Regions from separate parts of the Homo sapiens genome. Here regions 1 and 2 are each linked to region 3. The links are chromatin loops, found by intact Hi-C in ENCODE. Cell type or tissue: MCF 10A. All regions are shown on one strand. Links, peaks and the distances in the headings refer to the core of each region. The heading gives the core; the rest is flanking DNA.

Evidence for each region. Peaks named below come from ENCODE experiments on the same cell type or tissue, not always from the same donor. Only the 100,000 strongest peaks of a DNase experiment are listed, where the experiment ranks them.
Region 1: a loop joins it to region 3, with 7 times the contacts of the local background. A loop is called at or near these places in 3 of 110 quality-filtered maps.
Region 2: a loop joins it to region 3, with 2.9 times the contacts of the local background. A loop is called at or near these places in 2 of 110 quality-filtered maps.

The regions. Positions count from the first base shown.
Region 1 is chr3:71,965,498-71,976,416 of GRCh38, forward strand. No RefSeq gene overlaps it. Among named protein-coding and RNA genes, the nearest start is that of LINC00877, 130 kb to the right of the region's middle. RefSeq lists a silencer at 8,586-8,768. In MCF 10A, for the core only: a CTCF peak has its summit at 6,728; a DNase peak (open chromatin) is centred at 6,704.
Region 2 is chr3:72,332,220-72,343,138 of GRCh38, forward strand. No RefSeq gene overlaps it. Among named protein-coding and RNA genes, the nearest start is that of RYBP, 110 kb to the right of the region's middle. RefSeq lists an enhancer at 2,724-3,290 and a silencer at 7,182-7,291. In MCF 10A, for the core only: no CTCF peak of the experiment used is centred there; DNase peaks (open chromatin) are centred at 4,822 and 6,772.
Region 3 is chr3:72,660,234-72,671,152 of GRCh38, forward strand. All of the region lies in intron 5 of LOC105377161 (a long non-coding RNA gene), which reads right to left. It overlaps LOC105377162 (a long non-coding RNA gene), which reads right to left and starts at 4,016. Exons shown (of 2, transcript NR_135531.1): 1 at 3,697-4,016; 2 at 3,063-3,334. In MCF 10A, for the core only: CTCF peaks have their summits at 6,084 and 6,283; a DNase peak (open chromatin) is centred at 6,118.

The DNA.
Region 1 (10,919 bases), core at 3,899-8,898, 690 kb before region 3:
TGGGAGGCTGAGGTGGGCTGATCGCTTGAGGTCAGGAGTTCGAGACAAGTCTGGCCAACAGGGTGAAACCCCATCTCTACTAAAAATACAAAACTTAACTGGGCATGGCAGTACATGCCTGTAGTCCCAGCTACTCTGGAGGCTGAGGCATGCGAATCGCTTGAACTCGGGAGATAGAGGCTGCGGTGAGCCAAGATCGTGCAACTGTACTCCAGACTGGGCAACAGAGCGAGAGCCTGTCTCAAAAAAAAAAAAAAAGAAAAAAAGAAATATAGCTTTTTCTTTTCTACTTTAGGTCAGGCACTGAGCAATGACAAACGAAAGGAGAAAGGCTGACAGGGATCGGGAGACCAGTTATTTCTGATAAAACTGGATGAAAAGATGTATTTAGATCTGGCCAAAGGACTCGCGAAATGTCCCACATTTGGGACATCCCAAAATGTGGTGTATTTACCTAGCCAATCTCAAGCAATATTGGAAAGTCATGGGCCTTTCTTCTTAGGGGCAGGGGTTTCCTGCCAAGATAGCTGCAGTGCTGAGAGTGGACTGGAACACATACTTTAAGTAGTCAGGCTGCTCCCTAAGGGGGACAGATGGGAAGGGGCTGGGCTACCTTGCCTCCTCTGTCCCAAAGTCATCACTCAATTAATTCTTTCTCTTCAGGCAAATAAATGAAGGGGCAGAAAGAAGCCAAGATTCTCCTGATCTAAAAACAAGTGAAGAACAAACAGGGGAATAAGTATTTTCCCCCCAACAGTCAAATCTCAGGAAACAAGTTTGTCCCACTGAATATCCGGTTGCACACGGCTCTATGTCATCATTCTGTTGTGCTGGATATTTTCTATTTCTCATTCTAGACTCAGCTTCTTCCTGGCCCACCTGTGGTGTGCCTAGAAACACTGCAGCTGTGAATGCTGCCCCCAGTGAATGTGGCTTCGTTGCCCTTTGGATTTGGGTTGGGTGTAGCTGAAAGCAGGGGCTGACAGGAGAGAAGGCAAGAGGAGAATGAGGCTGGACCCCCTCTTTACCAGTTCACTTGCTGTGTTCCTCTAGGGAAGCCACAGCCCCTGTCATGCAGCCACCTCCAAGCAGTTACCTTCTCTAGGTCCCTGAAACCACTGACTCCCCAACCCCCATTTGTCTTCATATCTTAGGACGTAGCAGCTCTGGCTTTTGCCTGACTTGGAATTTCTCCCCATCCCTCCCTTGGTTTCTTAAACCCTGCCCTCAGCTCTGTAGAGTACTTTTATTAAACAGTCCACAAGTGCCCTGATTGAGTGAGCCACCTGTTTCCTGTCAGAACCCTGACTCTCCTGTCCCTATTCCTAAGGGCAGGTGGTCCCTGATGGGAGAAAGCCTGTCAAACGCCAGCCTCTTCTCAAAGCCCTCAGTCCAGCCCACAAGCTTTGACTTGAGCATTATTTCATGCTCCCAAAATGGCACTAGGACAAACCCTTTGGTCAAAATGAGAATTAAGAATGCTTTCATAGGAAGATATACTTCTTTAACAGGTACAGAAATGGGTTGCCCCCAGATTTTGAAAAGTGATTGAGAGAAGGAGAGCCATTTTGGTCAGGGGTCTCCAGAGAGATAGAACCAATAGGACATAGAGAGAGAGATGCATGCAAAGAATTTATTAGGGGAACTGGCTCGATTACGGAGCTGAGAGGCCCATGCTTGCAAGCTTGGAGACCCAGGGAAGCTGGTAACTTGGCTCAGCCCAAGTCTGAAGACCTCAGAACCAGGGAGGCAATGGTGTTGCTCTCAGTCTGAGGCCACCGATGTGAGTCCCAAGTTCAGAGTACCTGGAATGCTGATGTTCAAGGGCAGGAGAAGAGCTACCAGGCTTGGCAGAAAGAGGGTGAGGATTCTCTTTTTCATCCTCCTTTTTGTTCCATCTGGATCCACAGCTGATTGGATGGTGTCCACCCACTTTAAGGGCGGATATTCCCCACTAAGTCTACCAACTCACAAGCCAATCTCTGGAAACACCCTCACAGACACATCTGGGGCTGCCCAATCATTCCAGTCAAAAGCAAAGCCACCTGGGTTTCCTTTTCAGCAGAAAAGAGATAGGCTTACTACCTACTGAAGCATGGAGAATAAATAATGCCAGCAATCTGGGTATCCCTTAATCCAGTCAAGTTGACATTCCAAATCAACCATCACAATAGGGTAGTGGTGAAAACCTTGAGCTCTGCAATCAGACAGCTTGAGCCTGAGCTCCATTTTCTGGGTGACCTTACACAAGCCACTTCCCTCTCTCAACCTCGGCTTCTTTATCTGTGCAATAACCGTTTTAACAACAGTTGTGAAGGTGGAGTGACTTAATGCTTGGGTGCATAATAACTGTGCATTAAACATTAGCAACAGGCCAGGCATGACAGCTCATGCCCATAATCCTAGCAGTTTGGGAGACAAAAGCCAGCAGATCGCTTGAGCCCAGGGGTTCAAGACCAGCCTTGACAACATGGTGAAACTCTGTCTCTACAAAAAAAAAAATACAAAAATTAGCCAGGTATTGTGGCATGCACCTGTAGTCCCAGCTACTCAGGAGGCTGAGGTGGGAGGATCCCTTGAGCCCAGGAGGTTGAGGCTGCAGTGAGCCAAGATCACACCACTGCCTTATAGCCTGGGCAATAGAGTGAGACCTTGTCTCAAAAAAAAAAAAAAATACAAAAACATTAGCAAGGACCAGCACATCTAATTATGTGGACACCAGATGCCCAGCCAAGCGGGTGAAGGGAGGTTAAAGTACAGCCCCAGCCCTAATCACCAAGCCAAGGGGTACCATGCACCCTGTATCTGGCATCTGTAAACTATAAATAAATTGTGGATGCATTGGATCAAAATGACCTTCTGAAAGGTGGCCTCTGTAAGTTGATACCAGAAGAGTCAGTTAAGGATTATTCCTTCTATCACCCATGTTTCTCACAGTTCTCTCCTGAGCCCAGCCCTAGTGCGAGAGAAGACAGAAGAATGGCAGTGACAGATGGAGGTGCAACTGCTCTTCAGTGTCTTTTGCATGTGTGCGTTTGAATGGGAAAAGCCATTTGATCATTAGAGTTCCAATTTAGTGGTTTGCGAGAATTGGGCACCCTCAGAAGCCCTGCTGCAAGCATGGGATAGATTCTGCGACCAAGACTGATGGGTGAGCAACTTTAATTACCCAAGAACTGTGTTAATGGCCCTTGGGGTATCTTATTGCTATTCTGACACTTGGGAACACGGCATTTTCCCATTAAAATGCCAATTATCCTTGAGCACTTCTGCAAATCCATCAGCTGGAGGCTGCTGGATTGTCGAGTGATGCAGTCTGATGGTTTGAAGGAAACCATCAGATCAAGGGCATTTTATCTGGCAGTTCATGACTGCTCAGGGTGCTGCACCACCCCTGCCTACTGCCCCCAGCCTCCAAGACACACACACACACAAACACACACACACACACTCCACTAAGCAGAAAGATCAGAATCTCTGGTCCTAGGTAGCTGCTAGAGAAGAGGAAGTGTTAAGAGTTGGGAATAAGGAAGAAAATTGGGATTTGGAAAAGAGCCTCCGAAATGGAATTTTTCTTCATCTGGATAATTGAAAGCACAAGTCCAACAGAAAACATATCTCACCGGGGAAATTAGTTGATTTACCTCATCTAACTACCAGGAGAGAGGGTCTGCTTGCAGAATTCACACTGCCCTGCAGAGCTTCTCTGTTGCAGATTAATTACACCTGAAGGGTTTGCTAATGCTGGATTTGGAGCCTCAATTAGATGTGCTCTTCCAGGACAATGATACCTTGCCCAGGCAGCCTTGGGTTTGGCTTATCCCAGGCTCTTGCTTCTGGAAGAAGTGGTTATACCTCAGTATAACAGTCCTCTTGGGAAAGCGGCTGTAGACCTGCTGGTCCTTAATTTCTTGGGGCTATGTTTAAATCCAATTATAAATCTGAATGATTATATAATAGAAGATCAAGTTTGGTTTGCTTTTTTCTTACTGGATTCTATTTCAGAACAGCAGTATAGTAGTGAGACTAACAGCATAGATTTGTGGAACCAGATGCTGAGTTTCAAACTTCAGCTCTGCCACTGAGCAACCATCTGAACTTGGGTAATTTACATAACCCTCTTTGGGCTTCAGTCTTCTCATCTGTAAAATAGGGATGATAATGGAACCAACCTCCTACAATTGTCAGGATTAAATCTGTTAATAGTTGGAACAGTATTGACCCGTTGTAAATATTCTCATTGGGCAAATATTATTATTTAGCTGTCTAAACAGTATCAAAAAATGTGATTATTAAAAAAATTTTTAAAAAATATTTTTCTACTTAAGAGGTGATGCCATTTTTATAATTGAAGAATAGTTGGCTGTAGCATGCCATGGAAGGGGATGAGTTGATCCACTGGTCTGCAAAGGACTGGTTGTTACGTTCCTGTAGCAGGTGTCCTGTAGCATTGCTCCCAAATGCCTGGTACCAGGCCAGCTTGCCCAGCTGCAGCAGTGCTGGTTTAACAGCCCACACCTGCACCCTCTCTGAAGGCTGGGCATGGCTGGCAGGAGACACAGCTCCTGAGATGCCTGGGAGGTTACACACTCCCTGCAAATTCTTTGACATTCTTCTCACCAAAAGGCAGATTCCCTCTCCTTGAAGGTGGGCCAGTATTAAAGACTTCAGGATTCTAAGGAAGAGGATGAGGTGGAAGTGGCTGCATGCCTTCTGTTGTAGGTTGAATGTGTCTTCTAAAAAGATATGTTCAAGTCTCAACCCCTGATATCTATGGATGTGATCTTACTTGGAAACGTCTTTGCAGATGTAACCAAGTTTTAACGAGGTCATACTGGATTAAGGTGGGCTTTAATCCAGCGACTCATGTTTTTATATGGAGAAGGAGGGGGAAATTTGTCTTTATATGGAGAAAGACAGGGAGACAGGGTTTCATCATGTCGTCCAGGCTGGTCTTGAACTCCTGGGCTCAAGTGATCCACCTGTCTTTGTCTCCCAAAGTTACAGGTCTGAGCTTTCATGTCTGGCCTGTTGCTAATGTTTAATGGACATTTATGACACATCTAAGCATTAACTCACTCCATCTTCACAACTATTGTTAAAACAGTTATTGTTTTACACATAGAGGCATGCACACACACGGGAATGTCACATGAAGATGGAGGCAGAGATTGCAGGGATGCTTCTACAAGACAGAGTGCCAAGGATTGCTGGCAACACCAGAAGCTGGAAGAAGCAAGGAAGGATTCTCCACTGGAGCTTTGAGAGGGAGTGCAGCTCTGCCAACACCTGGATTTCAGACTTCTGGCCTCCAGCACTGTGAGAGACCAAATTTCTGTTGTTTTAAACCACCCAACTTGTGGTCCTTTGTTACAGCAGTCCTAGGAGACTAATGTACCTTCCAAACTAGATTGTAAGCAACAATACGGCTTCGGCCTGCCTCTCTGTCTCTGTCTGTCCCTCAGGACATGTGCCTTGGAGTCTGAGCCGTGATGTAAGAAGCTCAATGACCGGGAAGCCACCACACTGAGGTAGAGATAGAGACCCCTAAGGAGCCCCAGCTGTTTGAGTCTTCTCAGCCCAGCTACAAGACACATGTGTGAAGAAACTTTCAAGACAGCTAAGCCCTAACTGCCATCTGCCTGTACCCTCATGAAAGACCCTGAGTGAGAACAGCCTGGCGCAGCCCAGCTGAGCCACCCTCAAATTTGTGACCCACAGAGACAGTGACAGATAATAAATGATTACTGTTGTTTAAAATTTTACTTTTTATTTTAATTGTGGTAAAATACACATAACAAGGCTGGGCAAAGTGGTTCACATCTGTAATCCTAGCACTTTGGGAGGCCAAGGTAGGCAGATCTCTTGAGCCCAGGAGTTCGAGACCTGCCTGAGCAACATAGCGAGATCCCTGTCTCTACAAGAAAAAAAAACAAAACAAAACAAACAAAACAAAAAAAAAACATTAGCCAGGCGTGGTGGTGTGTGCCTGTAGTCCCAGCTACTTGGGAGGCTGAGACAGGAGAATTACTTCAGCTCAGGAGTTCAAGGCTATAGTGAGCCATGATTCTGCCACTACACTCCAGCCTGGGTGATAGAACAAGACCCTGTCTCCAAAACAAAAACAAAATAAAAAAATCCCACATAATGGGGAATTTATCATTGTAACCATTTTAAAGTGTACAGTCAAGTAGATAGTGTTAATATATTCACATTGTTGTATAACCAATCAGCTTTTTCATCTTGTAAAACTGAGATTTCATAGCCATTAAACAACTCCCCATTCCCACCTCCCTCCAGTCAAGCATCATTCTACTTTTCATCTCCATGAATTTGACCACTCTACGCAGCTCATATAAGTAGACTCATACCATATTTGCCTTCTTGTGACTGGCTTACTTGACTTAGCATAATGCCTTCCAAGTTCATCCATGTTGTAGCATGTCAGAATTTTCTTCCTTTTTAAGGCTAAATAATATTCCATAGTATGTATATACCACATTTTGATTATCCTTTCACCTGGCAATGGACACCTGCATTGCTTTCACCTTCCGGCTGTTGTGAATAATACTGCTATGAACATCTGTGTACAAGAAGATGACTGTTGTTTTAAGTCATTAGTTCTTGCGGTGATGTGTTAAACTACAAGAGATTATTCCAATCATGCCAAGAGGATGTTGTATACCAGCCAAGCCTTCTTGCCTCCGGGCAGGATAACCTCTGCAATTCATGCTTCATGCTCCAGAGCTCCCCAGAGGATCATACTCAGGCCAGTTCCCTCCTGAAACCACCATCTGCCTGCTCGCTCTCCTGCCTGATCCTGCTTCCCTCACTCTGCTGCAGGTTACCCTGAAGCGCCACCTCCATAGACCACCTGCTCAAAAGTCCCCATCTTAGGCTCTGCCTCCAGGACACTAACTTAAGCCAGGCAATGCCACATGGCCAGGTGGTATGAGTTGTCATGAATGATTGCTGGGATGTTACAGTGATCTCACAGCATTGCCCCCAGCGATGTGATGGTTCTTGGTCATTTAAATACTTAGGTGGGTATCAACTCTGTTGAAGTGTTGAGTAGCAATTGTACTAATAGATACACTGAAGCTAAAAATAGGCTTCTCCTGATGATTGCGCTCTTTTGGAGTTAAACTACCTAACTCTGGAAGTGGTATTAACCCAGAGCAAGTCAGGCAAAAGTTCTCCGGCTGCATTGCAGAACATTTTGCATTTTGCAGTGTGTCTCCACATACATTCTCTTTGTGAGTCCTGCAGTGGTTCAGGGAGGTGTGCAAGGAGTAGTCACCTCATTTGACAGTTGACGAAAGGGGTTCAGAAAGCTTACAAGAATTGACCAAATAAACAATAGAGCTTGAACAAGAAGAGGCATGGTGTTTTGATGCCCCTTCTGGGCTCCCTGCATCTACTCTATCCTCCTCCAATCCACTCCCCATAAAGCAGCCACAGCAATACCTCAAAAACGCAAACCAGACTGTGTCCCTCTTCTTGTGACCTCATGATGGTGTCTTGTTGCACTTGGAATAAAACACAAATTGCTCCTCACAATTGAGGAGGCCCAGCCTCACGTTAGGCAGCTTTCCCCAGGGGCTGGCCCATGAGGCTCTAGCCACGCTGACCTTAAGAGGACAGCAAACAAACACACAGCAAAAGACACACATCAAACTCTTCAGGGTCTCCTGATGTCACCTCTGCCCCAAAACACTCTTCTCTGGCTCTTCAAATTGCTGCCTTCCCCATAGCTTAAATACTGTCTCCTGGTTTTAAAATACACCCGTAAATCTTTGACCCTGCTCTCTTCAAAAGGTGGAGCCTAATTGTCCTCCCCTTGCATGTGTTCTGAACTCAATGACCCACTTGTAATGAATAGAATACTGGAGAAGTGACAATAGGCGACTTCCAAGACTAGGCTATGAAAGGCATTGCCGTCTTCTCCTCATTCTCTTTCTGGGCCATTCACTCCGGGAGCAGCCAGCTGTCACTGTCGTGTCATGAGGACAGTCAAGCAGCCCTAATGAGGGCCAACGTGGTGAGGGACTGGGCCTCTTGCCAACAGCCGAGGAGGAACTGAGGCCTTTAAGAGCCACTGGAGTGAGTGTCATGATGTGATGGGTTTGCAGTGTGTCAGCTTAACTAGGCTGAACTACAGAATCCCCTTATTTGTATGTTTCCAGTTAGGGTTGGCCATGAGGGAGAGTCTCAGTGACTTGGAGTAGGGGGTAGTGGTACTGGGGGCAACAGCAATTTTGTATTGCAAATACATTGTTACTCACCTGCTGACTCACCTTGTTGATGTGATGCAGGAGCTGGGCCAGGTGTGTGTGTTCAGATCTGGAACAAATGCCCAACCTCTGTAGGATGCCCTCACCACAAAGAACATGAGTTTCAGTCTATCCTTGTGGAGCTCTAGCTTGTGCTGGTGGGGTTTCCATTTGCTTGTGGCCTTTCCTTCCTGATTGCTTGCTCTGTGGATTTCAAGGTCTAGCATCAGATGTAGGGAGAGCTTTATACCTGGAAAGAGACTTATAACCATCCCCCCAACTCTGTGATCTATATCGTTGCTACTGGTTCTGCTTGTCTGAGAGAACCCTGTTTGATATAATGAATCACCTTGGAAACAGATCCACTAGCCCCAGTCGAGCCTTTGGATGACTGCAGCTCCAGCCAGGCAACATCTTGACTACAATCTAGTGGGAAACCCCAAGCTGGGACTACGCAGATGAGCCTCTCAAAAATCCCTGACCCACAGAAACTGGGAGATAGTAAAGGTCTATTATTTTAAGCACTACATTTTTGGGGTAGTTTGTTATCCAACAATAGATAAGCTAATGCACCCACTCCTAGACGCCCTGTGGGACCATGCTCCTATGTCCCTTGCTTTATTTTCTATTATAGCACACTGCTGATTCTTTTCAGAACACTTATCACAACCTACAATCAGTTAGTAGATTTATATGCTTATTTGTTTCATATCTGGCCTTCCCACAAAAATGTCAACCCCCTGAGGGTAAACGTCTTCTCTGTCTTGTCCTCCTATAGGTCCAGCACCTGACTAGTCTAACTCCACTTCTCAGTAGCCATGAGGCCTTGGGAAACTTGCTTTCTGTGACTCAGTTTCTTCAGCCTTTGGGATGATGACAACAGTCCCTACCTCATCGGATTGTTGTGAGTGTAACATAAATTAACACTTATAAAGTGCTTCAAATATTACTTGCCCATGGTAAATATCCAGGACATATAAGTTGCTAGTATTTTTAATATTACAGTAGAAACTCAATAAACACCTACCGAGAGACTAAATGAAGGAATTAATTGATCTCTTTGTCCTATAATCTTAAGTATCCAAGACACAACTGAGAAAATCCCAGAGGCACCTAGACAGCTAAAACGGATGTCCCACAGGCTAGCAGCAAAGCCCATCTAATTAACTTATAGGCAAGCTCTTGGGCCATTACTCAGAACTTAATTACTTAATAGTCTTAGCAGATATTTATTAGTCACCTAACACATGGAAAGCATTGTGCTGGGTGCTGGGGGAAGGGGACAGAGAGACACGAAGGTGAATTGAGCTCATTACCTTTCCTCAAAAGAGCATGCTCTCTAGAGGGAAGATACAAGAGCCACCAATCACACAATTACAAAAGTGTGAGCAAGGTGGGTGGAGGTGGGATAGAGCGATGTTGACTATCAAGGTGGCCGGGCTCAATTAGTCACAATTATAACGTGCATAACAAGCTTAATTGTCTGGTTTCCTAGTCCATAATGGATTAGAAACAGCATATTAGAAGAGAAAAAAGAAGGAGTTATTGCTAGCAGCAGGTATGATGACAATGGCAAAAAGTGACAACCAACACGAATAAAGAATCAAAATTGTTAACTACATGGAAAGCAGAAATTAGATAACTGAAGCACAGTAGTTTAAAGTCATTTAGCGTGGAAGCACCTGCTACATAAAACTCAAGAGGCAGTACAGCATTGTAGTTAAGATATGGCTCTGAAGCCAGACTGCCTGGGTTTAAATACCAGCACCATCACTTACTGTCACTTCAATGAGCAACTTAACCTCTCTGTTCCTCAGTTTTCTCATCTATACAGTGAGGAAGGATGATAGTAGCATCTACTTCATAAAGTTGTAAGAATTAAATGAGTTAACACTGTTAAGTACTTAAGAGTTCCTGGCACATAGCAATTCTGAGAGCCTGTATTTGTCAGGACTGGCTGGGTTTGCTGCAGTAACAAACAGTCCCCGACATCTCAGTGACTTAACATAATGAAGGTTTATTTTTCACCTATACACATGTTCATCATTGAGAGGCAGGAGGTTCTACTCTGAATTATCACTGTCTTCCCTCTAGGACCCATACTCATGGAGCAGCCATTGTTACAACGTCTCCAGCTGTGGCCAGGAAAAAAGAGCACCTTTGTGGATTGTTCATTGACAATTCATTGTTCATTGCAGAAGGGGCGTGCTCTCTGGCTCACAGCTCATTGCCCATTGCTGGACACATTGCTCCTACCCTTCCGTGTGTCCAGAATGGGGATGATCAGAATGTTTGCCTAGCAGCACAAATCACGACCAGAGGGCCTCTGTGTACCAAGATATCACACAGTCATGGTTACGCCACAGAGTTTAAAAACTGTAGTGGCCCAAAGAGCTAAGGCTACTCCTTTGGGAAAGTGAAATGAAGCTCCCTGGGATTCTGTGTTTCTTAGTATGAACACTATTGGCATTGGTGGGTTGAGTGAGGGAGGGATGTGAGGTGAGAACAATTCATTTGTGGGGCTGTTGCATACAGTGGAGGACATTAAGTGCCCCTGGCTCCTATGTACTAAATGTCAGTAGTGGCCCTCCTCCAAGTCACTGTGACAATCAACAATGCCCTCATCTATTTCCTAATACTCCCTTG
Region 2 (10,919 bases), core at 1,913-6,912, 330 kb before region 3:
GTCTGCTTCCAAGGGAATCCAGCCTAACACAGAAGTCATTCATTCATTCGTTCATGCATTCATTCATGCTTCAGATCCTCATTGCCTATCTGTCATTGTATGAGCATAAAAAGTTAGTTCCGTGGGCCTCAGTTTCCATCTCTAGAAAATGAGATTTGTTATTCAGGCAACAAACATTTATGGAGCAATGGAGGAACTCCACGTGCCAAGCCTCTGACACCAGCTCCATCTCAGACATCTCTGGATATGAATAAAACAGATGCCTTTACTGAAGGTGTCCCATGCGCCAGACCCCATGCAAAGACCTCCATGGGCATTCTCTTCCTTCCTACTCACAATGACCCAGTAAAGTCGCTATTATTAGACCCCTCTCACAGGCAGGGAATTGAACTCTCAGGGAGGATAAGTGTTTTTCCAAGGTGACAGAACAGTCAGTAAGTGGCAAAGCCAAGATCCCAAGCAAGGTCTCTGGGAATCTTCAGCCTGGTAAACCTTGACCTAACCACCAAGCTGCACAAATGCTCATTCTCCCCTTGAACCACCAGCTGGTGCAGAGCCTCGAGGAGCCAGGTTCCTCTCACCAGCCATGCAACCGCTGTCATGTTTTCATCCAATGGCTAATGGCTATCCATGACTCAGCCTTAAGTGGAGGAGTTAAGATGAAAAGGGCTCAGGCTCAAGAGTCAATTCCCCATTCCTACCCTTACTCATTCTGTGACCTTGGGTAAGTCAGTTCACCTCTCTGAACCTCAGACTCTTCATCTGTAAAATGGGGTGGTGGTGAGGGTTGGGTCTTTGTATTCTGATTATAAACTAATGCCCTTTGACTATTATTATAGAATTGAACTCAGACCCAGCGGGGCACGGTGGCTCACACCTATAATCCCCCACTTTGGGAGGCCGAGGCATGCGGATCGCCTGAGATCAGCCTGGCCAACATGGTGAAACCCCGTCTCTACTAAAAATACAAAAATTAGCTGGGCATGGTGGTACACAGCTGTAATCCCAGCTACTCGGGAGGCTGAGGCAGGAGAATCACTTGAACCCAGGAGCCGGAGGTTGCAGGGAGCCGAGATCATGTCTCTGCACTCCAGCCTGGGTAAGAGCAAAACCCTGTCTCAAAAAAGAAAAAAGAAACTCAGACCCAATCTGTCAGACTCTAAACCCTATATTTAAAGAAATACCGCCACCACCACACACACACGTTTACCTACATACCAATCTAGATGAAGTTATTGGTAAAGGCAGTATCTAACTATCTTTCTAGAAGTTTCCAGAAGTGTCTGAAAATTAATGGGATGGACTCTGAATGCTTTTCCCATAGAAACAGTGTTCCCAGCCTGCAAAAGCTTCTTTAAGCCACCATGTGCCTAACGGCTGGCTCAGAGCCCCACATCAGCCTCACCCCACCACCAGCTAGATCTTCTTATATGAGAAAAGACTGGGTACAAAAGGCAAACTTCACAAGGCCAAGAACACTATAAGCACTAAGTTCAGGGGACTCCAAAGGAGGAGGGAGAAGGGGTGGGCAGGACCTTCTAGACAGCAGTGACTAGTGATGTCCATCTGAGTAACAGAAGGCTCTGGAGGGAAGGAAGGTCTGACTCTGTCACTGCCTAGCTGGGTGACCTTGGGCAAGTTACCTCTCTGAACCTCAATTTCCTAATCCGTGGAATGAGATAACAATACCACCAGCAGCAGGCGGTTGTTGTGGGGATTAGATGGGATAATCTGTGTAAAGGCCTCAGCTCACCACCTATGCCTGGTTAAGTGGTAACTCTTGTTGCCTAAGTCAGTGAAGGATGCGGCAAATCATGTTTTCCAAAATACATAACTTCGGCACTCTTCCACCAGAAGACAGAACTTGGGTTCTCTCCCTGGAATCTGGGCAGGCTTGTGATTACAATGGAAGTGACACTACGCAACTTCCAAGGCCCGGTCACAAAAGATAATGCAACTTCTGCCTGGTTCTCTTGGGATGCTCACTCTTGGGACCCAGCCACCATACTGTGAGGAAGCCCACACAGCCCATGGAGAAAATCCTACACATGGAGAAAATCCAAGGTCCCCAACCCACAGCTCCAGGCTGAGCTCCCAGCCGACCAACAGACCTACTTGCTAGCCGCAGCCACATGAGCGAGCCATCTTGAAATTGTATCCTCCAACCCAGTGGAGCTGCCTCAGCTTCTGTCACATGGGAACTGAGAAAAGCCCTCCTCTCCATGCCCTGCCCAAATTGCAGATTTATGAACAAAATATATGATGTTGTTGTAAGCCACTGAGCTTGGAGGTGGTCTGTTTGCAGCAGTAGATAACTGATTCAGAGAGGATAAGGGGCTGCCCAAGGTCACACAGCCGCTCAGTGGAACCCAGTCTTGAGCCAAAGTCCCCAGCATCCTGGGGTAATTCTCCCTTTCACAATCCCTATTTAACAGACAGAAAAGCAGGGCTCAGAGAAGTTAAGGAAATACACTTAGCTTAGAAGTTAAGGTCACGAAGCAAGTGTTCTGGTTTAATTGTGCTCTTTCTCTCAAAGATGTGTTGAACTCCTAAACTCCAGAACCTCAGAATGTGACCTTATTTGGAGATAGGCTCTTACGGAAGTAATCGAGTTAACATAAAATGATTAGAATGGGCCCTAATCCAATATAACTGGTGTCCTTATACAAAGGGGAAATGGACAGAGACAGACATGCACAGAGGAAGACAGTGAGAAGACACCAGGAGAATGCAATGTACAAGCTAAAGAACGCCTGAGGCTACTAGACGCTAGGGGAGAGGCATTCTGGGAAGGCTTCTTGGAGGAAGTGACGCCTAAGTCCTGAAGGATGCATAGGAGTTAGCTGAGAGATGATGGGAGGGAAGCATATTCTCTGTAGAGGGGGCAGCTTGGGGTTCCGGGAGTCCTGCTGTAAGGACTGAGAAGCTCGCAGGCAGTAGCTGGAATGGTGTGCGTGGCAAAGGCCTGGGCTGGAGCAGTGCCCGGAGGCAGGATGAGGATGGCCTTTGTTAATTCAGCAGGCAGGCCGTTTGGATGTCATCCGAGGGCAGTGGGGAGCCATCTGCCTTTTTCTTCTGAGCCTTGTCACCCCAGCGGGTGTCCTCTAAGAGCATTTCACACTGTGGCCTGGCCCTCCTCCTTGGAGCCTGGAAGTGAGAGAAATGGTGGGTTTGTGCTCAGCAGGAGAGGAGCTGTCTTTGCAAAGCCCCCTCGGGTCTGGGAATTAAGGGCTTCTGCTGCCGACTTCCACCCTGCAGCCCTTCAAAAAGTGTCATCACTGCCAAGTGCAATTCCAAATAAAGAGACGCCTTCGCAGAGCCACCTGCGGGTTGAGGGAAAGCTGGAAGGCTGGGGGGCATCACTGCGAGGCCCTCGAGGGCTGCTCACAGGAATCTCTCCTAGGGGGTGGCCCCAAGCTGGAGTCCTCTCGCCACCAGCCCCAGAGGCACTGGGTGGAATCCTTATGTTGTTACTGTTAATAGAAAGGGTTTCTGGATAAAGACACCCTCCTCCTACCTCCTAAGGAGCCCAGGGCCTGTAGAGATTGTCATTAAGATTGCTGTTATCGACAGCAAGGTCCACATGATGTGGAGATTTGGATGCTGTTCTTCTGCGGCCTCCCCTACGCCCATAAAAGATAGCTTCTCTGTGTTTCCCAAAGCCTTCTCATACATTCCTTTCAGATATGAATTCCTCAGCCAAACCAGAGCTTTGGAAGTGTCCCTGGGGCCTCCCTAGTCTGAGGAGTGCCTCCACCCACCCACCCCAGCTTCTGGAGTGCCTGTGCTTCCACCAACATCCACTCAACTCTTCACCAATGCAAAGTCAATGAATGTTGTCAACAAACATGTCAGGTAACCAGTACAAGATAGAGCAGAAGCTGGGAACCTGGGATAACTGGGGCATGGAAAACACCTCCCCACCCTCCCCAAAGGCCCCAAAGATGCACATGTGGCTTTCAGTACCAGGGCAGGTACCATGCCACCCTATGGGCCTCAGGAAGTCAGCCAGTTCTGGCTCTTCCACTCACTACCTGCAGCTTTGGGCATATTACTCTAACTCCCAGAACCTCAGTTTATTCCTCTGTAAAATGGGTATAGTACGGGCACCGACATCATGGGGCTACTGTGAGGGTGCAGGGTGATAATGTCAACAGAGCACCCAGCGTGGTATTGGGCACTTAGGAGCCCTCGGTGACTGGAAGCTGCAATAGGGCAGGGGGTCATGGAGCCAGGTGAGAGAAGGGGCATGGAAAGAAGCTTCTAGAACCCCCTGTGGCCTGGCCACCAAATTGCCTGGTGGGAACAAATGAGCCCCAAGTCGGCAGTCACAGGAGCTACCAGATGCTGCCCTGAGCCCTCTCCACGTGTTCTTCGTTTCATCATTACCCAGACCCAAGCAGGTGGGCTCTGTTATCCTCTCTATTTTAAAGAAGAGGAAGCTGAGGCTCCTAAACCCCAATTAATGTGCCCAATGTGATCACAAGGCTAGTAAGTGGTGGAGTCCAGGTGCCAGAAAGAGGTCCAGAGAGCACCTCTGCCTAGAGTGTGGCCCGCTCGAGCAGAAAGCAGCCCCAGTCAGCCTGAGATGAACAGCTCTCCCCTCGGGCTTAGAACTCCCAGCTGCTTCTCTGAGCTGGACTCCTGCCAGTGTTCACCCAGGTAACGGAATTGCCTGGGGAGCCCTGCTTGACTCCAGGGAAGCCGGCGGGGGGGGCCCCCAGGCAGAGAAATGAAGTGAGCAAGACACCTCCCGTCCCCAGCCTTCCCCCGCTCATCCCTCTCCTCCAGAGGAGCTGGAAGGAGGAGTTCCTGCAGAAAGAGTCCACACCCAGGAGGACACTGTGCTCGGGCTTATGCCAGGAGGCCGCCCCCTACCCCAGCAAGGGCGGCGACAGGAGGCGGAAACCCTGGGAGCAGAGGGGGAGGGGCCGGCCCAAGGAGTGTCTGAGCGCCTTCTCCCAGGCTGCCTGGAACAGGATGTTCCAAAACGAGGAGGCTAGCCAAGAAGCAGGGCGTGTGTGCGTGTCTGTGTAGCGTATGTGTGTGTGTGCGTGGTGTGCATACGTGCATGTGGTATATGCATGTGTGCATGTGTGGTGTGTGTGCCCTGTGTTGTAAGTGCACGTGCACGTGGGAGGGTGTGGTGTGCGAGGGCTATGTGTGAGTGTGGTGTCTGTGTGTGACGTGTGGCATATGTGATGTATGTGGTGTGTGTGGGTGTGTATATGCATGTGGTATGTGCACATGCACACGGTGTCTGGTGTGTGGCGGGGAGTGTTTGTGTATGTGTGGTGTGTGTGTATGTGTGGTGGGTGTGGGTCTGTATGTGTGTGATGTGTGTGGGTGTGTATGTGTGTATATGTGGTGTGTGGGTGTACGTGTGTGGTGTGTGGGTATGTGTGTGGTATGTGTGGTGGTTTGTGACTGGTGTGTGTATGTGTGTGGTGGGAGTGTTTGTGATTGTGTGGTGTGTGTGTGGGGGGGAGGGACTGGCACTGTGGAACACCAGGACAGGATCTGAGTGTGGGTGGGTTAGGTTCACCTATGTAGAGCAAGGCGGAAGTGACGAGGAAGTGGAGGAGCAAGAGGAGAGGGAGGAAAAGGAAGGGGGAAGCGAGGGAGGCAAAAGGAGGAGGCCAGCGATTGCAGGGGTATCTCATACTCTCACTCTCCCCTACCTGGGGACAGCAGGGGTGTTGGAAAGGGCACTGGGGGTCCCTGCTCTGAGAAAACCCTCATGGGGCATCCAGGTGGTGGACTGGAAAACTGTCCCAAGGGTCTTCTGCCCTCTCTCCATGGCCGTCAGCCCCATGGCCTCTCTGGCTGACAAGTGGGTTCCCCTGAACTCATATGTCAACTTAATTGCCTCCCCCTGCCCCTATCCTTCCTGATGAATAGGAGTAGCTGGCTGACTGGGGACCACTTATTCTGGACATTGCTGAAGAGGGTCAAGGCATGCTTTCGGTTTGATCTAGGGTTTCTGTCAGTGATCGCTAGTGATTCATGTGATACTGTAAGAAGTCAGTCAGGGCCTTGGTGTTGACAAGGTTAGATGATTGATTGACTGACTGACTGACTGACTGACTGACTGACTGATGGTCACTGTGGGTTTCACTGTAGCTGGCTGGCTGTGATCTGGACTGACCAGGCCATGGACTGTGGGAGCTTGTGACTATGACTGGGCCAACTGCAACTGGGCTGATGGATTCAGTGGATTGAACATGACTGGTGAGGAGACAGGTTGACAAGGAGACCAACTCATTGACCACATGCATGATGGACTGACTGGCCAGTTGATGACAATGGGTTTGGTGTATGGTTGACTGGTTGGTTGTTTAATTCAAACTGACTGGATAACTAGGCAGCTTACTATGACTGACTATTGTGACTGCCTGCCTGGCTGACTGAGGGAATAACTGAGTCAGTGTGACTGGCAGGCTGATTCAGACTGACTGGATGTCTGGATGACTATGATCTCCTAACTGATAGCCGTCAGTGATGATCTTGACTGACTGACTAGCCGGCTCTGGGATTGGCTGTCTCTTCCAGACTGACTTGGTAACCGTGGGTCTGACTGTGACCCCTGCGTCTTGACTGACCGCCTTGATTGCATGCCTGACATTTTGAGATCAACTGACTGGCTGGTTGCCTGGTGTTTCATTGTGGCTGTGGCACAGCCTACGGCTACCTGTGACTAACCATGAAACTGACTACACCCAACTCACAGGACAGACCGGGTGGACTGACCACCTGCCTTAGTCATGGAAAACTGACTCTGGCTGACTCAACTGCCAGAGACTGACTGAGATGAACAGGCCAGCCAAGAGACAGCTGGGTGACTCGTGGTGAGTGGCTTTGTCTGACTGGATGGCTGTGACAATGTAACTGAGTCTGGCTGTGAGACAATAACCTGTGGATTGACTGACTTGAATGTGTTGACTGGGTGGCTGAATCTGATTGGCTATGTGGGTGACTGATGACTCCTGGCTGACTGGCTAACCCTGCCTTGACTGACTGATTGATGGGCTGACAGATCGAGTTTGACCAGGCAGCAGGAGACCTGCTGACCACGGCTGTGACTCACTGTGTGAGCGGCCATGTCTGACTGTGTAACACAATCTGACCAAGAGACAATGACTAATTGACTGACCAACTGACTGAGATTGGCTGGGTGTCTGACTGACCAGCTGTGACTGCAACTCCTGATGTGAGTGGGCGTTGACTGGGTGGCCCTGACTCGTATAGGCAAGTCTGGCTGTGAGACAACAGCTAACTCCCTGACTGGCCCAGTGTGCCAACTGGCTGACTGCTTGAGGCTGGCCAACAGACCAGCTGACCGTGCCTGGGACTCACGGTGTGCGTGGCCATGCCTCACTGTGTGGCCCTGGCTGTGTCTCGGAGTCTGACTGTGAGACAAGGGCAGACTGACTGACTTTCCTGGCCAACTGCCTCCAGGTAGCCTGTCAACACAGTCCCTACCCTTCCCAAAACCATTAAAGTGCTGCAGTGGGAGCTGGCCCAGCCTGAGGGGACAGAGCAGCTTCTGTGGAGCAGCAGGGACAGGAAGAGGGAAGCAGGAGCCGCTGGAGGGAGAAGAGGAGTAGGCCCTGCCCAGGAATGGGCCACACGGAAAGTTCTCCACCTCACCCTGGCGGGGGCTGGGTCACAGGCACACGTTCTTGGAGCTGTGTTTTGGCTCTAGTCTTATAGCTCCTTTGTTTGGGGGTGAGGGGGGAGGGGAGCTGGGGGAACCTATAAACATATTGAGCCAATAACTCACCTACAGGACTCCAATTATAGGGCTGGGGGAGAGAGGATAGCTGGGTGGGGGTGGGGCGGGCCACGGGCAGCCATTTATGGGGCTTGGATTGGGGCCAAACGCTGCCCTAGAAAATCCAGGTCTTGGAATGCAGGGCTGGAGAAGTCTTAGGAAGGAGCAATGTGTCTGTCAGTCACACCTCTGTTACCGCCACCATTTTATAGCTGGGGAAACAGAGGCCCACAGCCCTCAAGAGCCCAGGGCATTTCCCACACCCGGCCCCCCCTGGGGCTGTCCCCCAGAGCCCGGGCAGGTGGTGAGCCTCAGCCCTCCCTTACTCTCCCGCAAGATGCTGGGCAGCAGAATTTGGGGGGCAGGGTCGATGACCTTGGGCAAGTTACTCCATCTCTCTGAGCCTCAGTTGCTTCATCAGTTAAACAGCTGTTTCTGATAGAAGCCACTTGGCAGAACTCGGATTGGGTGCCCAGATGCCTCTGCCACCACCTGTGTGGTCTCCAGCAGGGAGCTTTGCATTTTGCGCCTCGGTGTCCCCATTCACAAATGGGAACGGGCTCAAGAAAGGCACTTACTTCATAAGCTTGTCATGAGGAGGAAAAACACAATCCACATGAAGACTTCAGCTCGGTGCCTGGCACCTAGTAAACAACCCAGAAATGTGAACCTGCACAATGATTAATCCTCATCTCTTGGGAGGCATTAGGATTAATCAAGATCTTTGACGCGCATGTACTTGGGAAGCCATGACGTTCAGCCCCAAAGTGTTGGGAGGCACAGGGGCACAGCCTGGTAATGGTGCCACCGATGAGCCCAGCTGGGCCCTCCGCAGCCACCCTGAAATGCCACCTGCTTCCCCAAAGGATCTTACAGACCCTCTGGGAGGCACCAGCTGCTCCTGATACCACAGCCACTGGGGCCTGGTCCCCAGGGACAGGGAGGTGAAAACAGGAGGAAATTTTCTGGGGTTCCCCCAGGTAAGAGCCAAGGGCCCAGGTGTCACACATAGGCCTTGGTGGGGACAGGAGCCTCTTCCAGGAACGCCCAGAGTCTCAGGCCCTCCAGAAGCTGAAGAAAAAGCCAGACTCTTCTCTGAAGCTGAGAAGAGTAAGGGCAGCCAGAAAGGCAGAATTTCCCCAGGAGGCTGAGAACCTGGGTGTGGGCCCAGGAAAATCCCTCCCACGGTAACACTGCTGTCCTGTTCTCAGAGGGCTGCTGGGGAGGTGAGCTCATTTGACCTTCACAGCCACTTATAACTGTAAATTACAACACGCCAGGTAATAAAGCATCCCCAAGGTCATAGCCAAGGAACTTCAGGGCCACCTCCTGATGCATTCCTTCCTCATTCATTCCTTCAGCAAGTTTTTATGAGCATTTCTTCTGTTGAACCAGGCAGAAACAACAGTGATGAGGGCCCGGTCTCTGGCTCTAGAGGTGTGTAGTCGGGAGGACAGCACAGCAGAGGCTTAAGACCTCAGATTCAGGAGCCAGGCAGACCCACTCTTGAATCCCAGCTCACATGTTTACTAGATCTGCAACCATGGGCCAGTGGCTTTTCTCCTCCGAGCCTCAATTTTCCTATCTGTAAAATGGGAATAGTTATGGCACCAATCTTACTGGGTCATGGTGAGGATTTAACAAAATATTCAATAAATGCTTAGAAAATATGTTCCAGGGAGCTGTGAGTGTGTCCCTTCTGCCCCATAATTCCTTCCTCATCTGTAAAGTGGGCATACGGCCCTACCCTACGGGGTCACTGTGAAGAATGAATGAGCACTTAGCACTGTTGCTACCACCTCACACAGCTCTAGTGGGTGCTGTTCACACCAGGGTTGATCAGTCATGGCCTGTGCAGCTCTTCACAGTGGCCCTGTCTGGCAAACAGTAAGGGCCCCATAAACGGTGAGCTATTTGTCTTACTCTTAGAGGGGAATGCAAAGTAGAAAACAAGTATTTAAATGCTAAGAGTGTGCAAGGGCTCAGTTAGGGTATAAATCCAGAAGCAGGAGCTCCACTTACTTGGTTAGGGTGATGAGGAAGGGAAAGAAAGGGTCAGAGCCATCTGGGGCTTAGCCAAAGGATGGATGGGGCCAGATGGGGGAGCTCCTGGCAGAAGGGAGGGCCTGTGCAGAGGCCTGGAGGCAGGAGAGAGTGGAGCCTCCAGGGGTACCTCGGACCTGCCAGAGGGGCTGGAGCTGGACTCCCAGGGGTAGCCTGGTTCTCAGGCCATCTCCAAGCCAGCTCTCCCTCCTCAGGCAGAGCTGCCAGGCTTCCTGTCCCCTAATTCTACAGGGCCTCAGTCAGGGACTCTCACGGTCCTGTTTCACAAAAGAAGAAAGGCATTCTTGGACTAGTTTCCTATTGCTGCTGGAACAAGTTGCCACAAACTCGATGGCTTAAAACAGATTGATTCTCTTAGAGTTATGGAGGTCTGAAGTCTAGCATCAGCGTGACAGCAGGTCTGCATTCCGAAGGTCTTCCTTCTGAAGGCCTCAGGGGAGAAACCATCCCCTTTGTCTCTTCCAACTTCTGGAGGCTGCCTGTGTTCCCAGGCTCATGGTCCCTTCCTCGGATCCCTCCAACCTCTTGCTTCCCTTGTCACATTGCCTTCTGTCCCTCCAGTCTCCTGCCTCCTTCTTAGAAGGACCTTCGTGATCCCCCCTGGACGATCGTCTCTTCTCAAGATCCTGAGCTTAATCACATCTGCAAAGTGCCCCCTGCCTCAGGGCCTTTGTGTGTGCTGTTCCCTCCACCCGAAATGCTTTTCCCCGAGACATACACATGGCTCATTTCTTCGCCTCCGTCAGGGAGCTGCTCATATGAAACCCCTCGCCCCATGCTTGACTTTTCTCCATCCACTCATCACGAACTGGTGTATTAGAAATTGATGTTTTTATTTATTTTCTGTCTCCCCACAGGTATATTATAAACTGCAGAAAGACTGGGACTTTATCTATCTTGTTGACTACAGCCTCCTCAGCACCTAAATCAGTATCTAGTATCTAGCAAGAACTCAAAATAAATAATGAGTGAACAAATGGGGCTACTGAAACTCAGAGAGGGGATGTGACTTGTCCAAGGTCACAAATTATAAAGTGGCAAAACCAGGGATTTGAACCCAGGTAGGCCTGACTCCAAAGCC
Region 3 (10,919 bases), core at 3,267-8,266:
AGACAGTATGAAGGGAGAGTGAAAAGAACTTGCTGATGAATTCAACAAAGAGTTACAAGAAGGAGAGGAGGCAAGACCGACTTGAAGATTTGGGGCCTATGCCAAGAAGAATAAAGCTACCACTGACCACCTGGGGAAGACTCAAGTGGGGAATAGCTGGACATGTAGGGTTTGAAATGCCTGTTACATATCTGAAGTACACTCATTTTCTGTGACTGGATAACAGATTACCCCACACTTTGCAGCTAAAACAATGCCCATGTATTAGCTCATAGTTCTGGAAGTCAGTAGTCCAGGTAGACTCAACTGAGTTCTCTGGGCAGGTTATCAGAAGGCTGAAATCAGGTGGTAGCTGGCCTAGGGTCCTGTGTGAACGCTCTGAGGAAGCATCTCATTGCAAATGTATTCTCTGTGTTGGAAGACTCTGTTCCTTGCATGCGTGGGCCCAAGCTCCCTGTTCCCTTGGTGGCTGTCAGCTATGGGCCACTCTTAGCTTCCAGAAGCTTCCCATAGTCCTTACTGCAGGACTCCTTTCAACTTCAAGCCAGAAAGCCTGGGTCAAATTCTTCTCCTGCTTCCAACTTCTCACTTCCTCTTCTGCCACCAGTCAGAGAAAACTCTAGGATTAGATCAGGCCTCCTTGAATAATCTCCCCTTCTTAGGATCAAGTGTGCCATAGGACATCACCTAATCATGGGAGCAAAATCCAGCATATTCACAGGTCTGGGGATTAAGCAGGGTACACACAGTGGGGTGGGGTGAGACGGCAGAAAGTCTTGCGTGCTTCCTTAGAATTTTGCCTGCCACCCAAGGGGAGATGTAGAGGAGACATTCTCTTTCAGAAACTTCCAGGGCTGAAGGATGGGGCAGAAGGAGGAGGGGAGGAACCCATCTGGATCTCTTTAGCCTCTGGAACCTGAAGCACTCAGGAAAGAAGGCCTGGCCCTTTGAAGCTGCCCCTGCCAGGCCCCACAATGGGCCAGCCCTGCCAGCCCTCCTGCACAGGCCCTGAGGCATCTTGGCAGCAGCATCCCCGAGTCTGGCAGGTGAGTCAACATTTGGCTTCTCTCCTGGGCTTTCTTGGAAAGGGCTGTGTTCCAGATTGGCAGCTGTGCTAGCTGGAAAGGAGGCCAGAAAAGAGCCAAGTTCCGGGGGCCCTGCTGCCAGGCAGGACACCTGGACCTTCTCTCCCCTAGTTACTGAAAATGGCAGAAGGAAACCCAGGGAAGCCAGAGCAGTAGTAAAGCAGAGTGGCCAAAAAATTTCAGGCTATGGAGTCAGATGGATGACTTAGCCTCTCAATTTCCCCATCTGTAAAATGGGAATCGTCATTAGTAGCTGCAATGAAGGGGCCTGTGACAATTGAACAGCGTGCTACCTGCAAATCATTTTGCACAATGGCTGGCATATCGAAAACATGAGTAAAGCCTGCACAATGGATACTATTAACTGAAGGGGAAATGCCTGGCAAATAGAGGTGGTTCAACCAGGTGGAATTAAAAAGGAGAAAGGGATTAGGTGAAGGGGACAAAGGGATAGCCAACCCCTTTTATAAGAAACTCTCATAATAGTGGAATGTAAGTTGGTTGTTTCTCTAATGACTTATGAATATACAAAGCCCCATTGCTAAACCCCTAGGCATGATGGATTTTGATTGGGCCGCAGTGTAAATTTGGATATGATATTCCCAGGACTCCTGGGTAGTAAGATTGGATTTCTGCTACCTATAGAAATTCAAGAGGGAAGGGAGGGAAAGCAATAGAAGACTATTGTGTTGATGTGTTGTAGGCCACGTTTGGTTGCAAAGAATAGAACCGCCTAAGATAATGGGGTAGAGTAACATTTGGGGCATTTAATGGTGGGTTCACACCATACTTCTGTACTCATCAAATTTCTCTGCTGCATCCTAAAAACCTCTCTCCCCCAACTGCTATCCCCAGCCTGCTCAGCAAGAAACGAGTCAGTTACTCCGTAGGGAAATAAAGCAAGGACTGCATTTACTCCCGGGCAGCACAGTGGGAGAATGAAAATCACAGGCTCCACTAGGTTTGCTCCAAGGAGCTTGGGATTTCTTCAGTCACAACCAAATCATCTCTCTTGTCTGGCAAGGACCACCAGACCTCAATAATCATCCAGTTTGCAGTGACATGTCCCATGGCTAACACCCTCCCCCCATCATGCCCACCCCACAACAATGGGCAGGACAAAAGCCTTCTTGGACAGGTGACCAGCTGAGACCACTGAACCCACTGAGAGTAGTGAGTGGAATAAAAATAAGGTCTTATTCCTGATCAAGGTGGATAAGTTGAGATCAGTTTGAAATCCTCATTGACTGGGGCTCCAGACGTGCTTATTCAAAGTATATAGTAGGCAATCCGGTGGGCACCCAGCAACGGGAGATCAAGATAGCCAGGCCCGCCACTGCATGTCAACTCAGTCCCCTTTTCCCTTTACAGACTAGCATGCCTTCTCTCTGCCTTCCTAAGAGACAGTACACAGCATTAAAGTCACTGCCCCAACCCGGCTGTACATGATCTTTCAGGTCAAATGCCAAGCACTATCTAAGTGTAGTTATGTGTCTCTTAGTTCACACATTTGACAGACAAGTTGGTTGGCTCACAGACTGGGCCTATGGATTGGTTCCTGGTGAGGAGTTTACTTTTGATACAGTCAGTAGTGGGAGATGGGGGGATGGAGTTAGGTGGCATAGACATGACGGCTTAGACATACCTCCTCCTTCCATTAGGTGGTGAGGGACTAGACTCTCAGAGGTCGGACAGGGCCTTGGCAGGCACCCCAAATATATCCACCATAAACAACCCCCAACCCAATTCAGATTTCACAAGTTCCCTCTGAAGCATCATTACAGAGTTCTTGAAATCTAATCTATTCCAGAACATTCCCAGATGGACCAAAAAAGAACTGACACATTTTTGTATCCTCCCTTTCTCCCAGAATCAAAATTTTCAGTATTATTTTGAAACTAGCTATCCAGAAATCCCATTTTTCAGAGCAAAGTCTTTTGTGGTTAATTAAATAATTAACTCCCATTTATCTTTTCAACAAGTCTCGGTTTTCATAGAGCGGGCTTCTTTAATGTGGGGTACACCCATATGGGTGTTTCTGGGGCAACAGTGTGTCACAGAACAAGCCAATTAAGTACAGGCGAGTTAATGGCCTTGTCCAGGTTAATAGTGAAGCCAAGCGCCTGTTGCTGAGTCTTCAACTCTTCGTTAGCTCAAATCCCAGTTGTAACTTTCCACTAGGGCTGTGAGTTGTGACTTTCCTTAATCCACCAGATAGAAGCAGAGCAACAGCAGAGGCTGTAAATACTCTGTCAGGGCATGAAGAATAACAACAATAAGGCATTCATATTAGGAGAGGAGATTCATTCATCACGGTTTGTTTACCCTCTCAACAACCCAGAAGAGTTGGTGTCACTGTCTCTGGGGAAGCAGCTGGCATAAGGAAATCAAATTGCGGTGAAAAGAATGTGAGCTTTGCAGTCATATGAGCCTCATTTCAAATCCTGACCAAGGCCTTTACTTCTCTGATAAAACAAATCTGTATGGCAGCTCTGATTGGTCAGCCCCCATACCTTAACCCTAATTAAAGAGTTTGAATATCACCCCTGCTTCTCTGGTACTCAACCTTTCTTCCAAAAAAGGGGATAGGGGTGGTGATAATACTACCCACCTCATGGCATGATTGTGAAGGTTACATGAGGTCATGTGTGTGAAAGGACCCTCTCTCTAGTAGGTGCTCTTTATGCTCACTCCTTTCCTAATGTAACTGACTTTTTCCAGGTTTGGGATGATCTTCTAAGGTTTCTCAAATGATTGTCATGACTGATGAATTCAACACAAAGAGAGCTGATGAGGAAAGCCAGGCTTTCTTCACTCTCCTGAGAAAAAAATTCCCTCTTGGGTAAGACCTGCCATCAGGCTGAGATCCCATCCTTCTTTCCAGATCCTTCTTCCATGGTGGCAGAGGCTTCTTGTTGCTAATATTGGTCTTCCCCTAATTCTATAGAAACAGAATTCCTAAGTTTAAACAGAACCTTATGGCTACTGAGACAGAGAGAGACCACATTCTACATTTCCCAACATCCCTTGCAGCCAGACATGACCATGTGACTAAGTCCCCACCAATGGGATGTGAGAGGACATGAACTGTGCAATGACCAGATCTGACCCTTAAAATGATTAAGCTTCTCTTTCTCCTTTCCTATTGGCTGGAATGTGGACAAGAAGTTGGGGAGCCAGTTTTGACCCCCGTGGAGGAAGACAACACTCTGAGCAACAAGATAGAAGAAACCTAGTCCCTGGACAGCCTCATATAGCAGAAATGTCCTGAACCACCCACCAACCTCCAGATTGTTACATGAGAAAGAAACACACTTCTGTCTGGTTACCACCACTGTACTTGGGGGTCCCTTTATTACATCAATGCAGTCTACTCCTGACTAAAACATTCACTTTCCTTTATCAAAATTCATCTTCAGATCTTGTCTGGAGCAAGAACGGTCTGGAGCCAAGATCAGCCTTCAGAGTAGATTGGATTTCATCATCTCGCTGCCTGTAAGCCAGATTCAGTCCACAGACATGCTTTGGTTGGCTCCTATAGTGCATTTTTAAAAATTTGAATTCATTGTCAACATTTACATGTTGAGAAATTTCACATAAAAATCTAAAGGACTAGCTTTTCTTGAGAAAGCTGAAGGTCTGACCACCCTAGGTCCACATCTTCCTTGGTGAAATTCAGCGGATGCTACATTGTCCCTTTAGATGGAGTGAGCGTGCTTCAGCTCACCATCATCAGTGCCTATGGCAAATGCTATTGGGTCCTGGGATCTTGCCATTTGGAGGTCTGATGGCCTGACTTCCAATCCCCAAGGCCTGTAGTCTTTCGCCTGAGGACTTGCCTGCTTGGCACACACGCATTGTAGACCAGAGACACTGGAAAAATTAAAGCATCCTCAGCAACCCCAATGAATGACTGGTGGGAGCTGATGGAGAAATACCCATTTCACAGATGGGCAGCTGAAGGGCACCTTTGACGCTGGCCTCTGGAGTCTGTGTCACAGTTGCCCACAGTGGTTTAACTCACCATAACTCACACCCTTTATTGACTGGCTGCCATTTCCTGGATCACCTTCCAAATCAACTGCTTATATTCAAATCCTGCCCTCGAGGAACCTAAGTCTCAGAGCCTGCCCTAGGGAACCTTAAGTCACCAGTCCCTTTGGTTTTCCACCAAATATTAGCATTTATCATCAGCTGTGCTGTTATTTTTTTTTCTTCTGGTAGAGAAATATTTATATTTCTCATTTAAATACAGCATGTTAGCTGTATTTAATATTTATTAAAAATGAATAGAAAACGAAAAGATAGACTCAAAGGACAATGTGCTTCAGGAAAAAAAAAATAGGTGAGAGTATATCTCTTTGTGCAAGTAAAGAATATTCCTGCATATTTAACATCCAAATACTGGTCTGCTGAGTGCGCTGATGTTATCGGCCTAACCCGTGGGCATCTGTGTTTGTGATTCCTGGTGTTCAGCTCTGAAAGCTCTTGTTAAAACTCAGAAGTCATTACCCCCTGATTTTGAATGAGGTTCTGAGATTAGCGAGATGGCCATCTGGCAGCACGCTGAGAGAAAAAGTGGGAAGACACATACGTTTCAGTTGGAGGGAGGAAGGACCAAAGGAAATCTTATCACTGGGGCCAGGCCAGGGAGCTCAAGGTGGCATCAGAGGAGGGGGCCTCAAGGGAGGTGAGAGCAGAAACCTGATCTTTCTGTGATCTTGTGAAAGTCCCTTCCCCCATAGTGTCTGCAGGGCTTTGGCGGGTACACACCCTCCATTAGAGCATAGCTCTCCTTCTATTGACACAATAGAAGGTGCGTCTATTGTGCGTCTTCTAGGTGCGTCTCTCCTGGCTATGCAAGAATACCTGGAGGGCAGAAGCTATACCTTATTCTACTTTTTACACCCAATGGCTGGCAGAGAGCTCGCCACATAGTAGATGCCCAATAAAGGTTTGTCTTGAATTTTTGCTGGCCAGTGTGACCCTAGAGTGAGCCAATCAGAATTACTATGTAAGCCAGGGGGCGCTGTGGTTCAGTGTTCATTTCTCAACTGGGGCGCTGAAAAGTTTTTTTTGGCTGTATGCTGCAGTGATTAATATTGCACTAGCTGGCACCATGTCACTTAGGAGACAGTGGCATGGGATCTTCGAAAAACTAGCTATCTCTTACCTGGTTTGCAATCAGCCCATATAAGAATGGGGGCTCTGGAATCAGCCTGCCTAGGTTCAAATCCCAATTTCCTTACTTACTAGCTGTGTGCCCTTGGACAAGTCATTTAACCTCTCTGTGCCGCCATTAAAAAAATGAGAATCTAATGAGCTAGTGCATGTAAAGTATTTTGCACCATACCTGCACAGAAAAAGTGCTTAAAGCATGTTAGCTTTTTTTTTTTTTTTTTCCTGAGACAGGGTCTCACTCTGTCGCCCAGACTGGAGTGCAGTGGTGCAATCTCGGCTCACTGCAACCTCCACCTCCAATCAAGCTATTCTCCTGCCTCAGCCTCCCGAGTAGCTGGGATTACAGGCACATGCCACTACCACCTGGCTAATTTTTGTATCTTTAGTAGAGACAGGGTTTCACCATGTTGGCCAGGCTGGTCTTGAACCCCTAATCTCAAATGATCCACCCGCCTCCTAGGCCTCCCAAAGTGCTGGGATTACAGATGTGAGCCACCGTGCTCAGCCAGCATGTTAGCTATTTTGGCTTTGGTTGGAAACAACAGGATCCTGATAAAAAGAAAGCCAGAGTAGAAAAGAATCTAGAAAGATATGCACCAAAATATTAATCAATTATATGACAGTGATCATTTTTTATTGTTTCTTTTCTGCTTATTTGTGATTGCTGATTTGGTTTTCTTTACAATAAAGTTATATGACCTCTATAAGCTTACTCTAAGAGTAATAAAGAAGAGAAGGAAAGCTGGACTGCAGTGGGTTTTCTGTGCCATTCCCCACTAGCACTGCAAGGAAATTGTAGAATCTAGGCTCCCCTGAAAACGCCACACAAACCAGCTTTGCCTGTGCCTTCTGGAATTCCCACACCAAGAAGCTTCCATTCTGTCTCTGATATGGTTTAGCTGTGTCCCCACCCAAATTCGTCTTGAATCTTAGCTCCCATAATCTCCACATGTCATGGGAGGGACATGGTGGGAGGTAACTGAATCATGGGGGTGGCTTTTTCCTCTGCTGTTCTCAAGATAGTGAATAAGTCTCATGAGATGTGATGGTTTTATAAAGGGCAGTTCCCCTGCACACGCTCTCTTGCCTGTCGCCATGTAAGATGTGCCTTTGCTCTTCCTTCACTTTCCACCATGATTGTGAGGACCCCCCAGCCATGTGGAACTGTGAGTCCATTAAACCTCTTTTTCTTTATAAATTACCCAGTCTCGGGTATTTCTTCATTGCAGCATGAAAATGGACTAATATAGCCTTCACATCAACAGAGAAAGGGAACTTGAACATAAGTTTTCTGTGTTCTTGGTGGCCTGTGGGGTCCCAAGGATTCACATTGCAAGGCCATTTGGCATCCACACTCCACACAAAGCAAGTTCATCAGTTCCGTCCAATACCTTCCTCATGGCCAGCCACAGGGTAGATTCAGGCTGCTCTTGGCCCCAACACCTCTCTCTTGGGGTTCACAGTATAGTAAGGAGCTGGCACAGGCACTTCTGTTAGCAGGTAGGAGGTATGCATTCATTCATTCATTTGGTGACTATTTAATGAGACTTTTATGTGCCAGCCCCTGAATGAGGAATGGGGCTATTGCGAGGCTCTAGTGGGCTAATGCTCAGCCATCAGCTACAGGATCACATGTGGGTGGGCTTCTGCTGCCCTTCAGGTCCATGCTCTGCCCTTCTCCACCCTGCTTTGTGCCCAGAAGTCTGACTGGCGAGCGCTATGTTAACGTGCCTTCTTGCCTCTGGCATCCTGTTGGTTGGACCAGTTGAACAGCCCTGGCAGGAAAGTGGAGGGAGGGAGAAGGTTGAGGCTGGGGTACTTATCCCCCTGGTACCTTCCCTGACTTCTGCTGGACCTGTCCCTCCACCAGAAGTCACTGATCGTCTCACAGCAGCCTTCCGTATGGGACCCATCCTCCCATTTCTAGTATCTGCTCCCTCCTGCTGTCCCCTCCTGGCCTAGAAACATGGCTACTGTGGGAGACTGCACCTTCCCTACTCTTCCCCCACACCAGGCTCCTTTGTAAATCAGCCCTCCTGGAAGTATCCTTATATGAGGGGGCATTGGTCTCAGTTGGGACACTCCCCAATGGTTACTATTTACCCCCATTCTACAGATGAGGAAACTGAGGCTCAAAAAGGTACCTCACCCAAGGACACTCGGGAGGAGAGGAGGCAGCACTGGAACCCAGGAGGGCTCGATCAGTGTGATGAGCAAATTGTTCAAGGCCTGGAGGGGTCCCTTTGGGATCTGGGACTTGATCCCTCCTCAGGTGCCTTTCCTGTCTTGGTGCTCCTCCTCTTGCTTGGAAGGGACTGTGGGAAGGATGAGGGTTTGCCAGGAGAGTATCAGGGAGCAATACTGGCTCTTATGAGGGGCTCACATATTACCTGGGCTTTTCTCACCATCAGAGTAAAACCAAGTTCACAGCCAAGCTTAGGCGCCTGCCCAGGGCCAAAAGTCACAAGGTTCATCTGTCTGCTTTGGGTCCGAGGCCAGCCTAGTCTGGGAACTCTCCCTCGGGGACCTCGTGGGGCTGAGAGAGGCCAAACGTCTTCCTCCCATGGATCCCCCTCCCCACTTCGTGGGTTTAACTTTGTCCAGGTCCTCCCCACTATTCAGGAATGCAATCTGAAAAACCAATTCAAACTAGGACTCATGGTATTCACCCATTCCCCCCACACCCACACAAGTGAGTGCACATACACACAATCAATCACACGACTCTGCATTTTAAGCAAGATCCTATTGCAATGCTTAACCCAAAACAATAGTGGGATTTCAGGCACTAGGTAAGCAAGAGATTCTTCCAATCTTACCACAAACGTGTGAATGACCACTCCACCTACTCCAAACCATGGTGACTTTAAGAATGAAAGGGAGCAATGTGAATAATGAAGTCCAGACAGCTGGAGTAAAAGGGACTGTCCCAGGCAAACCATGACATGGAGTCCCTCTGCCTATGGGTGACAGGAAGTTGAAGATGACTTTTCCTTTAGTCCTAGCATTGTGGCCTAAGCCCCAAGCTAGACATTAGGCACAAAGAGCCCACATGCTCCAAAGCACAGTTTCTGATCTTTTCTTGTGCCATGAATCCTGTTGGTATCAGTGAAGCAATCGATCCCTTTTCAAACTAATGGTTTTAAATGCACAAAACAAAATACATAGGATTGCAGAGAACTCACGATACAGCTGTCAAAATATTAAACAAATTTATGGGCCGGGCGCGGTGGCTCACGCCTGTAATCCCAGCACTTTGGGAGGCTGAGGCGGGCGGATCACGAGGTCAGGAGATCGAGACCATCTGGCTAATATGGTGAAACCCTGTCTCTACCAAAAATACAAAAAAAAATTAGCCGGGCGTGGTGGCGGCGCCTGTAGTCCCAGCTACTCAGGAGGCTGAGGCAGGAGAATGGCGTGAACCCGGGAGGCGGAGCTTGAAGTGAGCCGAAATCGCGTCACTGCACTCCAGCCTGGGCGACAGCGAGACTCCGTCTCAAAAAACAACAACAAAAAAACCCAAAAAAACCCCCACAAATTTATGATATAGTAATACTCTTGTTTCTTCTTTATTAATACATTAAATAACAAGATCTAGCAATGAGTCTAATTACTACTGTAATTTTTACATAGAGATGAGTGTAAAATGTTACTTTTAAATATCTGTGACAACTGTAGTGTGATTTCTGATTGTGAAGGGTAACAAAGTCATAGGCACTACTAATACTATGGGGGGGTTGGTGTTTACATTTTGAACAGAAAGAAATGTCAGCTTTTACCTAGAGATGAACAAATATAAAAAATAAATCTTCCCATCCAAGCTTACAGACCCCAGGCAAAAACAAAAACCCCATTCCTAAAGGGAGCCACTAAGAGGCCATGAGTTCATCATCTAGGCTTGTGTGTGTGCACGCGCATGTGTAGAGATGGGGTCTCTCCATCTTGACCAGGCTGGTCTCAAACTTCTGGGCTCAAGCCAGCCTCCCACCTCAGCCTTGTAAAGCGCGGGGATTACAGGCATGAACCACTGCACCTGGCCCACCCAGGCATATTAAGAGGTGCCCAAATTGGCCCAACCACGATCACTTACTTCCCCCCCTCCAACTTTTATTAACAGACTCAGGGATGGAACAGGGTTGGTACTGCTGGTGGGAACTGCTTCTCTTTCCTCCAGTTAAGAGAGGAGAGTAGCTTGTAGAGATTGGGGGTGCTTGCAAGGGAAGCCAGGCATTTCATTCCTGGTTGGACTCCCATGAGAAACAGGATTTTCAAATCCATTCCAGAAAAAGCAGGAGAGAATTGGAGTCTGTGAGGCAGAAAAAGGTTGCAGTCAACCTATGAAATCCACCCAGGATGTTAAGGGACAAGACAGGGGAGATAGATCAATTGGAGGAAAATAATCTAATTCATCTCATCATCTTCAGAATCATCAATACATAAAGTGTGACTTGCATTACAGTTGCATCCAGGACACCACCCAAATGCAGTTATGGACCAAGGAAGTCATGGGGAGACCCATTCCCTCCTATGATCTGAGAGCACCAGCACCTTCCCTCTCAGCAGCCTGATGACCAGAGACAGAACTTACAGAACTGCCTGGTTAGACCTCGCTTTCTTTTTGGGGACTTGACAGTCCTTCTGGTAGGGGTGCCA